Regions from separate parts of the Homo sapiens genome. Here region 1 is linked to region 2. Evidence: chromatin loops called from intact Hi-C (ENCODE). Cell type or tissue: IMR-90. All regions are shown on one strand.

The links. A loop is a pair of places that touch in the nucleus more often than their neighbours do. Peaks named below come from ENCODE experiments on the same cell type or tissue, not always from the same donor. Only the 100,000 strongest peaks of a DNase experiment are listed, where the experiment ranks them.
Region 1: a loop joins it to region 2, with 5 times the contacts of the local background. A loop is called at or near these places in 6 of 110 quality-filtered maps.

The regions. Positions count from the first base shown.
Region 1 is chr18:10,556,575-10,564,574 of GRCh38, reverse strand. No RefSeq gene overlaps it. Among named protein-coding and RNA genes, the nearest start is that of NAPG, 35 kb to the right of the region's middle. RefSeq lists a silencer at 3,789-4,083 and enhancers at 3,659-4,161, 4,514-4,573. In IMR-90, a CTCF peak has its summit at 3,941 (motif pointing left); DNase peaks (open chromatin) are centred at 2,014 and 3,914; H3K27ac peaks cover 178 bases.
Region 2 is chr18:10,848,641-10,856,640 of GRCh38, reverse strand. PIEZO2 (piezo type mechanosensitive ion channel component 2) reads left to right here. Exons shown (of 56, transcript NM_001378183.1): 7 at 1,075-1,288. Among named protein-coding and RNA genes, the nearest start is that of MIR6788, 93 kb to the right of the region's middle. In IMR-90, a CTCF peak has its summit at 4,698 (motif pointing left); a DNase peak (open chromatin) is centred at 4,680; H3K27ac peaks cover 173 bases.

The sequences.
Region 1 (8,000 bases), 290 kb after region 2:
CGGATCTGGTGCAGAGGCTGAAATTCAAGAATCATCAGAAAAATTACCCACAGGAAGTACTGTGTCCACAAAGAGAGAAAAGAGAGAAAGGGGGAGCCCCAACCCCTATTTAAAAAGTCTGGAAGAGGAGAAGGGGCCCCCAAAAAAGGGATGAGGTGAGCCAGGATGGGACCGATACCTTTGGGAGGGTGAGCAGACGCCCCCTGTTCTGCTCTGCTCTGCGAGCCCTGCCCTGATAGATCCTGTGTCTACGCTAAGTACATGCCAGCTGGTCCTCACACGAGAGCACAGGTCTTCCTTCCTGGCGGTGGAAATGCAATCACGGCCTGAGGCCAAGAGCCAGGGCCCAGGGCAGGGCACACCACACATAGACGCTTGGACCAAGCATAGAAAAGGGGTGGATTTCACCCTCAGGGATGCTGAGCTGAGCCCAGCGAGGACATGGCATTTTCTGGGCTGAGGACAGGTCTGCTGAGTCAGAGGCAATGCAGTCAGACTTCAGATTTGTACTCTTGCCACCGTCACCTGGGATAAATGCCAGCCGTTTCACCTTCATTGGTTCCTTTGAGAGACCAGATGTTTTCCTTTGGAAATTCGGAATTTGAAACATAAAACTGAAAGAGCAGTGCCAGCCTGTCCATAAACCGGTTCCCTGCCGTCCAGAAGCTGCCAAGCCACCACCCAGCCTCAGCCTGGCAAATGGACTTGACCACGTCAGGGTTGTTGGGTTCACCTTCTACATCCTTCCCAGAAAGGCCCTTCTAAAGTGACTTCCCAAACGTGTGCCAGGCATCATTCTAAGTGGCTTGCATATGTTTCCTCATTCAATTCTCCAACAACTCAGCTGTGAGGACTCCAAAGAACCCCATGTAAAGGTGGAGAAACAGAGGCCCAGAGAGGGAAAGTCACTTGCCCAAGGTCATGTGGCCCGGGGCACTGGCATTGACCCCTGCAGGGCGCCTCCAGAGTCCTCTCCGGTAACCACTGGACTACGCTGCCTGTCAAGGGTGGATCAGCTCATTTGGGGTCCTTAAGCTCCTTGAAGCGTAAATCGTGTTCTATTCTCTTCCGTCTTAGCACATCCTGACAACCATGCTAAGCAGGAACGATCACCGAAGAGGAATGATCACCAAAGAGGAAGCTAGTGTAGAGGGGTTTATGGGTTTTCTGATATCACACCTGGAATTGGAATCCTTGTCTATTAATTCCAAGTCCTGGGCCTTAACAACAGCAACAGAAGTAGACTTTTACCCTAGGTCTAGGGAGCAGAACTACAGCATGTGGCTGGAAGAAGCCCCTGGCAGCAAACGCCACCCTGGATCACACTTGATAGAGAAAAACACCAGGGACTTAGAAGCAAAAGATTTCATTGTGAATTTCTACTCCACCAACTCAATGATTTAGGGTAAATTTCTTAAATTTGTGGAAATGATCCTACCCTGATAATGGTCTTCCTATTGCCCAGGGTTGTTAGGCATTGAAAACTAACGATGCCCTCTGTAAACTGTAAAGTGCTGTGTGGCTGCCAGTGCAGTTGTGGTTGCCAATGATAATAAGATATCTTTTCTCACTAGCGCTATGAGGGTTATGAAATGGCTATTTCTCACCATGGTAAAAATTCCTTCTCTCGGGCAGGCAAGAGCTCAGTGCTGCTGTGCAGCAGAAGCTTGAACTCAGAAAACCTTCACATCACTGCCTTTGAGGTGTGGGGTGGACAACCTGCGGGTAGTATATCATGGTTGTGTATTCCTGGGATTTCGTCCACAGAGTGTGAGTGGATGTTTTCTGAGAGGTCACTACAGTCCAGTGTGTTACAGACGTGCTGAGTCAAACAATATTCAAGGGCTTTCTTGTCTATAGCACTTCTCAAAACCTTTAATAGGCTGTGGCATGTAGTTCCAGAAAATATTACATAGAGTTTCTTAAACATTTTCAGCTGGGTTTTTTTTTTTTTTTTGGAATTTTTTTCAAGGAGCATCTCTTCAGAATAACCATCTGTGACTCACTCTGAGAAATGCCGCATGCTGGAAAGAGTTAAGAAACAAACAGTTGAGATGAAAAAAGTACTGGGTGGGCCCTCGATTCTTCAGAAGGCTCATACCTTCACCTGTGGAGCTTCTAGTGCAAATCCATCTCCCCCTCTCGCTCTTTCTCTGTGCACTAATCGCTTACATATCATTGTTACTGGGAGCAGCAAAGCCTGTCTGGGCAGGGTGGTGGATATCCTGAAGGCAACTCCCACAGTGTTTTACTGAGGAACCTTCATGCCTCCCTGCTTCCAAGCACTTACTGCCTAACGATCTCTGTGTAACTCAGAGGAGGGTAGGGTAGGGCAGGGGGTATTTTTCTTTTTCTTTTTTTTTTTAAGACGGAGTCTGGCTCTGTCACCCAGGCTGGAATGCAGTGGCGTGACCTCAGCTCACTGCAAGTTCCGCCTCCCGGGTTCACACCATTCTCCTGCCTCAGCCTCCTGAGTAGCTGGGACTACAGGTGCCCGCCACTATGCCTGGCTAATTTTTTCGTATTTTTAGTAGAGACGGGGTTTCACTGTGTTAGCCAGGATGGTCTCGATCTTCTGACCTCTTGATCTGCCCGCCTCGGCCTCCCAAAGTGCTGGGATTACAGGTGTGAGCCACCGCGCCCGGCCAGTAGCGGGTATTCCTATCAGAAACTTTTGAATGTCTCTGGGAAGCTAAACTAGGAAAACCTTCCTCTACTCCAATAATCTAGTTGGAAAGGGAAAAAAGAGCCAAGGACTTTGTCTTTCGGTGACATTGTGAACTTTCAAGGAGGAGAGAATAAATCCAGTCAGTCAGACAAAAAAGATGACAGGTTGCTTGGGGGCCCAGACAATACACACCCTGATGTAGCCTGTGTAGGATTCCAGGACTCAGAGAGAGGCAGACAAATGAGGGGTGACCGGTAAGAGCTGCTTCCAGAGCTTCAGAGCAGACCTCCATCCTACATGACCTGTGGGGGGAAGGGGTCCTCTGAGTGCTGTGGCTGCTAAATTGCCAGGGTTGGTTTGTCAGACACTCCTGCACTGGGTCCTCTAATGCAGGGTTCTGTGGCTTGGGGCTAAAACAGTGCTTAGATGTGCCTCAAAAGAATATTCCAGACCAGGGCTATCCAATAGAACTTTCTGCAGTGATAGAGATGCCTTCTGTGTATGTGTGCACTGTCCAAAATGGTAGCCAGTAGCCACATGGCGCTATGGAGCATTTGAAATATGGCTAGTGTGACCAAAGAAGGGAACTGTATTTTATTTTTCATTTTAATTAACTGAAATCCTAACAGCTGGCTATCCCATAGGACAGCGCAGATCTATGATGGTGTGTGCAGACATTTCCTAAGTGTTTACGGCAGAGGGGTGAAAAAGAGGGATCTTGCATTTTCAAATCTGTCTGTGGTTCCCAGGAGGGGACAATACCCCAACCCAGGGTGCAGCCCCTGCACACGTGTGAGGACATTTTTGGCTTATCATGGTTCTTGAGGGATGCCATGAGTATTTCCTGAGTAGGGCCAGGGATGCTCAATGATGGGCAGTGAAAGAACAGACCACACAGAGAACCGCCCTAGAGAAGCAGTGCCCAGGACAGAGCCTCAGCCACACTCAGAACAGCTGTTATCCACCATGTCATTTTGTCACGGCTCAGGGCCAGGAAAGGGACAAGGGGTGAATAGAATAAGCATTTGCACGCCGAGTGTCTGTGTACATGCATGTGTACTTCAAAGAACACACCCTGGCTGCAAGTTTTCATCTGATCGGTAAGCGCAAATCCTATGCACCAATTCTATAATTTATCCTCACTCTCTGTCGGTAGGGTAGTAGGCTTGGGATTGGTCCGCGTAAAGTCTTGGTCGCAGTGGGCCCTGGTGCTTTAGTCAGGACCAGCTTTCTCCCTGCTCTGGAATCTGTAAGCTTGCTCTGCGCCACCTGGTGGTTAGAAAAATTCTGACCCTGGACTCTCCTTGATAAACCTGAATTGTTTCTTATGCCAAAAACAGAGGGAAGGCGGGGAATAAATTGCAAATAAACGTGTTCGTTCCATTCCAAAAACGTTTGCTAGTGGAAGGCAGCATGAGGTGGTTATAAGCTCCGATGCCAGGGAAGCGCTCTGGAGAAGACCCTGACAACGAGAGGGCCTCACCGCCCCGAGAGCTCACCAGGCACAAGCACCTCCCAGGGGACGCCCCGGCTAAGCTCCCTCCCAGGAAAGCCCCCTCAAGGCTTCGGGACAGACCTAACTGGGTTCCACCATCTTCCCTCCCTCCCTGCCCGTTTCTCACGTGGGCTGCTGGCTTCCCTCCATCTCACCTTCCCTCACTCTCTGTTTCCCTTCTGTTCTGTGATCTACTCATGTCGCACCCCTTGTGGCTGCTTCTCCACAGACTTGCAATGTGCCCTCTCTGCCCTGTTTCCTTCATTCCGTCTGTAAGCAGGGGGCTCATGGCTGCTGCTGGACACACAGCCTAGGCTGGGGAGGGGCAGGGTGAGGGGGCATTTCAAGAGGGCAACATGGACAGCCTGTGGCGTCGTCACCAAGCCAAACATGCCCTGTACTTTAGAGAGCAAGGGCTGAACAAGGAAGCCTGTGGACACAGGCACGCCAGGTCACAGCTGCTCAGAGGCGAGTCAGAGATGTCTGGATGAACTTGGGCTCTAACTTCAGCAGCCTTTCCTATGCACTCTTATGGGGTCTCAGGGTTTGCTACTGCAGCCTGAGAACATCCTGGGCTTCCTTAAGCCTCCCCCTGCTCCCCACAATGGTGTCCTCCCCTCACTCCCAGGGGGAATCTCTGAGCTTAATAATTCAAGCACGCTCAACTGTGACAAGGGACCCGTGTCAGCATAGGAAATGTTATCTGCCTCTGTTGATTCCTCAGTAAAGAACCTCAAAGGCCTCAGCAAATGACTGCGTGGCCTGTGAGAACCCTTGCCACCCTCCCAGGGTGGACCTTGGATCTAAGATCCTCACAGCCCATGGCAAACTCCTCCAGGATGGAATAAAAGCCAGGGTCAGGGGTGCAAGGGGCTCCCAGGTGCACATCTAGACATGAAAGCTGCATGCCAGAGGGGGCCATTCATGCCTCACCTGAAGCCCCTGACACCTGGCTTCCACATGCTGAAGTCTGGCTCAGACACCTTGTGCTGGAGTCCCGGTAGCTCCACAGGCAGGTGGCCAGTGCAAATGTACAAGGCCCACACTCTGAAGGCCCTGCACGTGGGGATGTCTTGAAGTTCTCAACAACTATCTTAGAATTTATGTTTTGTAAGCTAAGTCTGATGGGACAGTGGAGGCTGCATCCTCCTGCAGGGTCCATCCAATAATGGGCCATTGGCAGCCCACTCCCCGACCCTGCCCAGAAAGTGCAGCTGCACTCCCCATCAGAGATGGGCACAGGGAGGGTTGGGCTGGATGCACACCTTGTGCCACGTCACAAGGCATGGGTCCACACACCCACGCAGGTCTGTTCCTGAAGCAAGACATGGAATAGCAAACGAAAAACACCATGGCAGGTCAACAGAGTGACTGCAGAGGGAGGTCTCTGCATTTCCTGCATGTTCATTTTGCACTGGGCCCTGCAAATCATGTAGCCAGCCTGGCTGTAGAGCACCCCCTAACTCCAGGGTCACTGCCGGCTGGAGTCACCCGGACCAGGATGGATTACCAGCAGCTTCTGGAAACTTTTGGCACCCCTACCATTCTAGCTCACTTGGGGAACATGTACGTGCATGTCCTGGACCAGGTGGCTGTGCAGCTCAGAGATGTCAGGGAACTCCCTCCAGATGCCTGGGCCACGCTGATTTCCACTTGTCAAGTAACTTCTGTCATCCTGTCCCTATTCTCACTGGAATTTCTGGTGACCATCAGAGCAATCTGTGCCTGTGAATTTTCTGTCTCTCCTGTAGCTGTCTACAAGGCACATGGAGGAGGTAAGGAGCTGAGAGGATGGGGACAGAGCCAGGGTCTGGTGGCCAGTGAGTCCCTGTGGGCCAGAGGTCACAGCTTGCCACTCTGTCCATATGGAGACTCTCAGCCCATGCTCACCGCAAGAACAAGGACTGAGGTGTGAGGAGCCTCATGTGTCTCAGTGGGACTATGCTAACACCTTTGCCCCACTCACTTCCTCTTCTTGTACTGTCCACTCTCTTCTCTGATAATAGGGATACATTAACTCACTCTTTTTGTCAAGAGAATCAATCAGTTAGGATCATAGCATTACATTATTTAAGATGATGCTCAGCTCTGAAAATAGGAATGGTGGTGGGGGCGCACTCAGTCCTTCAGTACTAACAAGTGCTCTTTCATCATAAACCAAAACTTTGTTGGTGTCACTTCTAATTTCATCCTATCATTTAGGTCAATGATAGAAACATACAAGCACTCAGAAAAAAAGGCCAGGTGCTTGGAAAATTCTGGTCTTTCTCCTGTATAGATCCTGGAAGAGAGGCATTCGGGCTGGCTAGGGGATTTGCTTCCCATTCTGGAGAATGAAGCCTCCAGAGACATGAACAAGAGAATGAGATGTTCCAAATAGGTTTGTTCTCAATTATCTATGACCAAAAGCATCCCAAAGACTGACAGGGTCACAATGCTAGGGCGCAAGACCGTCCTTCACTTATGGGCCTGAATCATAGGTGCAATGGTGGTTTTGTGGTCCTTCAGCTAAGGACACTTGACTTTGTTATTGCAGAACTAAGCACATATCATTGTTTTATTTAGGACTGAACCTAAATCACACTTAAAAAATGAAACATGAGTTCAATTTTTAACACAACCCTTTCAAAGATAGGATCCAACAAGCAGTCTATGTGATAAGCCACTGAAGTGCTGACTGTCCCCGTCAAGGTCTTCGGTGCAAATCATGTAAGGTGTAGATTGTTCCACTTCTTGAACTGTAAAGCCCAACCTCTAGAAAGGGCTACGGAAGTACTTTCAGTAAAGAGGAGAAGCAAGATTTCTGTGTATAGGTTCAAATATTTGAACAGGGCCGTTCAGACCAATTTTGTTTCTAATTTCTTCTTTCCCAATCACTGCCCACCTCACGTATCATTCCTGTGAAATCACTGCCAAATCTCATCTTAGCTTCAGGCAATAAAAGCTTTTGGTTTGGCTCTGAGATTTGGAAAAGGTGGCACCCAAGAATCATGGAAGAGATCCATGCTGGGCCCTGAGAGGCAGGTAGCTGAAAGCATTTCCATGTGCTTACGTATTTCTCAAAGCACATGTTGAAATCCTGAATGTGCCTTGGCCTACTATCTAGTAGGGTATGTTCAGTCTCTAAAGTAGGCATGGAGGGCTGGGGAAAACAAAGAATCCCGTAAGTTAAATAAAATTCTTCATGAACTGAGTAGCATGGCGTCTATTTGTTTTTAAAAGTGTTGGGTAAGTATTGGTGAGTAGAAATGAGTGGGAACCACATTACTAAAGGCCTGCCAATTTCAATCAAAACAGAATAGCATTTGCTGAGTGCTTTTGCTCATGTAGTTATTAACAGTTATTGAAAGTGTAATATGTGCCAAGCACTGTTCTAGGAAGAGGGAGAAAGGGTGCCATGGCTCTCGTGGAGCACATTTTAATGGGGGAGACACACAACGAAAACATCAACACACAGCACAACTTCCAGAGCCGGGGAGTGCTATAAAGTCAAATCAAACAAGAGCAAGAGCAATCTGGGGTGGAGGGAGGCGATTACAGGTAGAGTAGCTGAGGACAGTCTTGATGTTTATCGTATACTTTTTTTTTTGGTGAGACAGACTCTTGCACCGTCGCCCGGGCTAGAGGGCAATGGCACGGTCTTGGTTCACTGCAACCTCCACCTCCTGGTTCAAGCGATTCTCCTACCTCAGCCTCCCAAGTAGCTGGGATTACAGGCACCTGCCACCACGCCTGGCTAATTTTTTGTATTTTTAGTAGAGATGGGGTTTCATTATGTTGGCCAGGCTGGTCTTGAACTCCTGACCTCGTGATCCGCCCACCTCAGCCTCCGAAAGT
Region 2 (8,000 bases):
ATTGTGGGTTCTGGAGGTCTGTCTGCTTACATGAGTCCATAGTCACCTTAATATAACTCTCCAGGATAGACTATTTTTCTTCCTAAGTTAGATTGTAATCTTCCAGCACAGACGCTCACTTCCTTTAAATTTTGGACTTGGACCGCTTATTCCATAATAATGTTATCTTGATCTTTTCCCTCCTTCCATTCCACTGCTCACCACTGCCCCGGAGCTATGGGAGGCGTATTAGAGTAGACTCAAGCAAACTGCAAAGATGCAGCAACTTAGCTGTTTTTTAATAGTGGGAAAAATGGGGGAAATGACAGTAGAATTTCTCAAGAAATAAACCACAACATTTTAATGAGGAGTCCTTTCAAAATGCCCAATAAAACAGACTCCTTTTGCCCTAAGGTGATGGCTTTATTTATGATTCCTTAAAAACACTTTTAAAGGAGTTATTGGCCAGGAGCAGTGGCTCATGCCTGTAATCCGAGCCCTTTGGAAGGCCAAGGAGGGAAGATCACTTAGCCCAGGAGTTCAAGACCAACCTGCGCTACTTGGCAAAACCCCATCCCTACAAAAAATAAAATAAAATAAAACAAAACAAAATAAAATAAAATAAGCATGGCACAGTGAGAGTTTAATTGGCCAGGATGTACTAGTTAACTTAAAAAAAAAAAGTAGTAAATTATTATAAAGAAAATGGTGTCAGGAAAGGTTGGAACAGACATACAGATACATGAATTCTTGAAAATTTGGGAGAAGTAGAAAGATGGAAACAGGCAAGTAAATATGCAGATGCTACTGGTATGAAAAGTAGACATTTACTTAGTTCAGACGCCACAGGTGGAATTTTTTTAATCATCTGGTATATCTTTGTATTTATAGTTATCATTTCATATGTGACTTTTTCACAATAAATCTAGCATTAATTTTTATTATATAAATCAAACATGATTTTTAAAAATTACTATTTTAAAAAACCTAAAAACACTTGAAGGAAATTCACATAATTTCAAATAGTCACATTCACTGAATGATAAGTGAATTTCCAGTTCTACCTGACTTTGTGATTACGTTTCTCTTCCTTAGGCATGATGTTGCCGTCTTTGACATCATCTGTGTATTTTTTTGTATTTTTGGGTCTGTGCACCTGGTGGTCCTGGTGCCGGACGTTCGACCCATTGCTGTTCAGCTGTCTCTGTGTTCTGCTGGCTATTTTCACTGCTGGACATTTGATTGGACTTTATTTATACCAGTTCCAATTCTTTCAAGAGGCAGTTCCACCCAATGACTACTATGCAAGGTAAGAGAAATCCTTATGGCATTTCCAGGAGAGGTTGTCCCCCCACGCCTTTGGGACCTTGGTTTGGCATTGTGAATTTACAGGGGTTATTCTTGATGGCAGGCAATTGCTGTGTTAAGCAAAGATTTTGTGGGGGTGGGTGAAGCAGTCTAGCACTTTCATTGTATTGGATGACACAGTCTGGAAGGAAGACAGTGGTCTCTTCAGATGGAGATGCCGCTGGGATGCAGGAGGACAGGGAGCTGTCATGTGTAGGAATAAGACACAGAGTCTCAGCTGGGGAAGAAGATCAGGAAGAACATTTTACACCGAAGAACAATAAGGATGTGCCACAGCATCCAGCTAGAAAGGCGTTTCATGGGCCTAATATACGAGAACAAATTAAGCGTCAGAAACATTAACTAATTGTAAAAGCTTAAAAATAAAAGTCCCAGCCTGGGCAACATGGTGAAACCCCATTCTACAAAAAAAATTAGCTGGGCATGAGGGCGCACACCTGTGGTCCCAGCTACTCAGGAGGCTGAAGTGGGAGCGTCACCTGAGCCTGGGAGGTCAAGACTGCGGTGAGCCATGATCACACCGCTGCACTCCCACCTGGGTGACAGAGTGAGACCCTGTCTCAAAGCAAACAAACCAACAAACAAATAAATAAGAAAATACATAAGTCTCTGGTGTGAGAGAGAAAGGGAGAAACATCAAATACTTTGCTTCGATTGGAGATGACTATTACACCAAATCCTTACTATGAAAATGAGAATTAAAGGTAAAGAATCTAGCATTTACTTTGACTTTTAATAAGTCATTCTCAGTGAATGAGAGAAAATTCCTCCATGCAGGATGATGTTAGATAATGACAGGGCAAAGGAATAATAGAATTAGAGAATTACTATTCATCAATCCTTAATGATATGTTCTATTATGTCCACACCTGAAATAATTACTATAAAGGTCGTGGTGGTTGCACAATGACAAAGTAGAACCTTGTTGGTGCTTGCTAATTGCAAAGAAAAAAAATAACATCTTTCCAAAGGTGTGATCAATATCTTGAGGAATTGATTGAAGTCAACATGATCAAAACTGAGATAGCTTAACATTTCACACCTCTCAGTGTGATGCAACAGATGAGCTATACAGCATCATATGGTTAAGACTTTTGACCTAACCTCCCATTTACAGAAAATATAAAGGCTAGGAAACAGTTTAAATAGCTCCACAAGAAAAACAATCAAAAGAATTCAAAATGTGGATTCTGCAAGGCAAATGAATGGGTCTTTAAAAAAAAAATCAGCATGGAAAAGAGGCCTGCATAGAGAGTGGAGGCAGCAACTGTCTAGTTCAGAGGAGCACAGTAGATACTTAAACCTGTGTGAAGCACAGCTGTAGATCAGATCCTGGTTCAACAACAAATTCTTAAAACTTTTTTGGGGTTAAATTGGAGAAATTTCAATGTTCACTGGATATTGGACTATAGAATTATTGCTGATTTCTTAGGTGTATGATGGTTTTGTGGGTAGACAGAAAAATGCCATTATTTTAGGAGATACATGGTGAGTTATTTAGATAAGCTGTGCCTTGATGTCTGCAACTTAAAAATGGCTTAACAACCAACATAATAGATTGATAGATACATACATACATAGGAATAGTTAACAGAGAGAAGACAAATCAAATTATTTAAACTAGGTGATCAGTATAGGGTTATCCACTGTCCTATTTGAACTTTTCTTTGCATGAGGAAAGGTTCATAATTGACAGTTCCAGAAAAAAGAAAGGGGACAGAAATGGTAATGTTAGCAGTGAAACACATCTGAGTCTCGCAGCACCAAAGTATGTTACTGACAGCGAATTCCCATGGATCTGCTGCAATTTCAATTTTTGCTTCCTTAGAAAAATGAATTCTACTGAGGTGCATAAGGCAGGAGAGACTGAGGCAAGTTTTGGAGCAGGAATGAGTGACAATGTATTAAAAAGCTTTAGAGCAGGAATGAAAGGAAGTGAAGTACACTTGGAAGTGGGCTAAGCAGGCGACTTGAGATCAAGTGCACGGTTTGACCTTTGACTGGGGTTTTATACATTGGCTTGATTCCGGGGTCTTGGGCCCCTTTTCCCCTGATTCTTCCCTGGGGGTGGGCTGTCTGCATGCACAGTGGCCTGCCAGCCCTTGGGAGGGGCTGCATGTAGTCTGTTTACTGGAGTTGTGCGCATGCTCACTTGAAGTGCTCTTCGCTCACTTGAAGTGCTCTTCCCTCACCGAATGCTCCTACAAGGTCATGTACCAGTTAAACTCCGCCATTTTACCTCTTACTGCACATGCTTGAGCCCACTCACCCAACTCCTGAAGTCTTATCGGGAAACTGTTGATCACCAGTTTTGTTTTTTTTCTGTATATTGGGAGACTGCCTTCCCAAGCCCCCAGCTGCAACCAATTACTATTTTAGAGAAACAGTGTAAAAACCTCCTGACTATCACCTTATGGTCTCCTGACGTTCCCGGTTGGTGGGTGGGGGGTGCCCTCTCCTGCCCCACTCATGCCTGACCACTTACCTCTGTAACAGTAGAAGAGGGTGTGAGTGTTAGGTGAAGACGGTGCCAGAATTCTCTCTGCTGTGCCTCTGGATGGTAATGTAGTGCTTTTTGTCTTCTTGTTGAGAAATGAGGAACCTGCAATTTAAAAGAACATGAATATTATTACCATACCAGCAATACAGGTTTGCATCCTTTCAAGACATCATAATGTGGTTTTAATGTGATCGTAAATTATAAAGACAGAATGTGTGAGAGGGCCCAGTGGCCTTGCTTTGATTGATTTATGTGTAAAATTTGGCCGTGGTAAAACTAGTTGTGGCTGACTGTGTCTATACAGTGCTAACAAAAAGAGAGAGAGAGAGGGCACATGCTATAGAGAGCTATTCAGTCAAATCCTTTAAGACCACTTAAATTCAGTTAAAATAAGTAAAAGTTGGTGCTGGACACAAGCATCCACACCCACACACACACACACCCATCCACACACACACATTCCCACCTTATTCTAAATCCAGTTGGCTCAGTTGATTGTATTAGCCTGGCAACTGGAGAAGTGAAATTCAGTCTAATAAGAAAAGAATTTTGTATAGACACAGTAAAACTGGGGAGCCTCTTTAATAGTGCATATTCACATAATATTTACTCCAGGCAGAAGTGAATAAAAGCTAAATTTCAGTGCAGACATTATTTCTAGACTAAATTAATGCTTTTAGTTTCCTTTAAACGTTTAATTTTTAGTTTGTTGAACACATATAGCAAAAAGTTTTGTACTGCTGAAAGAACTGCCTTTTAGAGGATGACTTAATTGAAAATGTAAATATCCTCTGTAGGGCAGAAGTTTTTTGGTTTTTGGTTTATTCTTTCTACTGGCTTAAGGATCTTTTATGCCATCTAGCGGCTGAGGGTAGAAAATACAAAGAATATTCAGAACCACCTCGAAAATACTAGATCAGGCAAACTTTCTCTGTAAAGCTTAGTAAATAGTTAAGGCTTTGAGAACCATATGCTCTTTGTCACAGTTCTTTCAAGAAGTCATTATAATGTGAAATCAGCTGGGCACCATGTAAAATGATCATGGCTGTATTTCAGTAAAACTACAAATACAAATTTGCATTTCATATTCCTTTTACATTTAATGAAAATTTTTTTAAATTTTTCCCCAACCATTTAAAAATGTAAAAATCATTATTAGCTCATACATGGCACCAAAACAAGCACTGAACTACACTTGGCGCAGGGGCTATAATTTATCATCTTATGGTAAAGATATTAACAGTTCTAATAGTGTAATAACATCATATTTGCTCTTCATTTGAATTGTCATAAAAGTAAAATTATAATTTATTACAGACATTTCGGTACATCATCCCCTTAACAGTTTAAAAGGTCTGTTATTATAATCTCATAGAGTAAGACATTGGAAGTTAAGTTGCTTATCAGGGAATAGAAAATGTGAGCTAAACAATGCAGTATGTAAAGTTCCTTGTTGTAGATTTCCTCCCCATTAACTTGCCGATAACAGGACATTACATTTTATTCCTTTAAAACATGGAAATTAGCATATTTAAACCATAGCTTTATCCTAGGGCATAATTTCAGTGTATTGTTATTAACCCCAAACTCTGAGTTGGAAGAAAACAAACTGCAGACTGGCAAAAAAAAAAAAAAAAAGATAAAAGAAAAAAAGAAAAGAAAAGAAAAAGAGAAAGAAGGAAACAAACATAGAAATAAAGAAAATCACCATGGGTGGGTGTTTATCACAAATTTCATAACCACGGAGACTCCAGCCCTTCTGTCTCACTTCCTGGATAGATAAAGCTGCCCTTAAAACAGTCCAAGCAATTTTTATCTTCTGGTAAAAAAGCTTTCAAATGTGCTCTCTGGTGAGAATTAACCTTATTTTTAGAAATATTGAATTGATATTTTTTGTCACACTGTTATACTAAACACATGTTTTTTGGTCATTTGGAAAAATAAAATAATAAGAAAAAACACTTTAAAATGTAATCCTTATTCCCAGAAATAAATACTATTGCTTTTTAGCCAAATTTTTTTCAGAATCTTTCTTATGTCTATAGGTACTTTTTACAAACAAATTTTGAATCATATTGCACATACTATTTTATAATTTGCTGTATTTATGCAAACTGTGTATTTTCCTATGTTATAAAATGTTCTAAAATGTAATTTTCATAGAGTGCAAAGTGATTGTGTAGCTATATTAGAATTTAGTCAACCCCTGAGTTTTAACCACGTAGATGATTTCTCATTTTTGTTCTCATGAATAAGGCTGCAACAAGTGCCCACATTACTTCTAAATCTAAACAAAACTTAATGATGAGCAAGTTGCAACCCCACATTCTCGCAGCTGTGAAAGAGCCTTTGCAGGGCTGTGGGGGTGCTTGCTTCTGCTGGAGGATGCACAGGTGTCCAGGTCCTAGGCCAACATAATGTTAACTAGCTTACCGGTTTGCGATGCCCTCCCCATGCATATGGTATAAACTGAAATTCCACGCCGATGTGTGGCACAGGGCTGGAGTTTCATTTTTCTCTAGAGTAATCCCTTCTTTTCACCCCATGGTCCCAAAAAATCACGTGCTTCCTTCCAGTTTCATCTGCACATGTGGTTGAGTTTTTGCATTACTTTTATCCAGGAGAGGGTGAGAATTAGTGATTCCCTTCCGTTTATGCACACAGGTGTGGCACGAGCATATTTTCCAAAACAAAATGTAGGACTTATTATGTGACAGAGATAGGTGTACTTAGGGGAGGTTAAGATACTGGGTCTGAAATTGAGATTATTCTTCCCAAATCTGAAGTGCTGTAGTCTATTATAACAATAACTGCAAAACTCAGTGACCACACTCAGAAGTTGATCCAGCAGAAGAAAGCTTCAAGTGTATCCACATAACTAAATCTAAGACCAGTAATATACCATTCAAAACAGTCTGTTTAAAAGAATAGAGCCCTATGGCAGCTGTTAGTCTGGCAGGTCTCCCGAAGAAAAATGGTGAACTAAACAAAATTTGCCTCAGCTAATGCAAAGTAATTTCTTCCAAAGGTTTTGTATTTTCATAGGGAATTTCAGTAGACAGCAAACACTACAGTTTGCAAGACAGGAAGCAAGAATGGAAGAATTAATGTTATGAGGCTGATGTTCGGTTTCCCCCAGCTCGAGGTGTGCATATCCTCATGCGTTTCCTACTTGTAGGGCTGGCCCCGTTTACGGTTCAGGGATCCTTGGGCGGCTTCTGTCCTATAGGCATCCTGCGTTAACGATGCAGATGGTGCCCTGAGCAAAGCAAAGGAGCCGGGGGCGGGAGGACTCAATTCCTGTTTCACTACTGGGAATCTGTGGCCTCTGAGAGGCTTTAAAACACACCTGTACGTGATAAACTTGAGTTTTTCTACTTGGTGGTGCTTTCAGTTAAAAGCCAATTTTAATAGTTTGGCCGCACATCACAGCCTGCGTCCTTGTGAAGAAGATACCTAAAGAAATTCTGGATTGGGAGAGGGGCCAAGCGCAGTGGCCCAAGCCTGTAATCTCAACACTTTGGGAGGCCAAGGCAGGTGGATCACCTGAGGGCAGGAGTTTGAGACCAGCATGGCCAACATGGCAAAACCCCGTCTCCACTGAAAATACAAAATGAGCTGGGCGTGGTGCCACACACCTGTAGACCCAGCTACTCGGGATGCTGAGGCAGATTTGCTTGAATCCAGGAGGCAGAGATTGCAGAGGTTGCAGTGAGCTGAGATCGTGTCACTGCACTCCAGCTTAGGTGACAGAGCGAGATTCTGTCTCAAAAAAAAGGAATCCTTGGGTGAATTCTTCTAAAGACACTTCTTGACAAAAAGAGGGCTTTTTGTTGGTTTGCTTATCTTGTGGTGATCTGGATAATTCAGTTTAAAGTTCTGAAGTACTTAGAGTGGAGGGGATGGCAGGAGGCTGAAATGGATGCCTATGATTTCCTTCATCATAATGTAAACACTTGGAACCTATAGATTTATTTCTAGATCCTACTAATGAACATTTAGCATATGTTCAGCACTGAAATGAGCATGCAACTTTGAACAATTCGTTAAGTTGTCTCTTTTAATCCTTGACTGGCTTTCATTCCAACTCATGAACTTTCTCTAGATCATTCCCAAGAGTCACTGCAGGGGTCGGACTTGTTTGCTCAAGTTC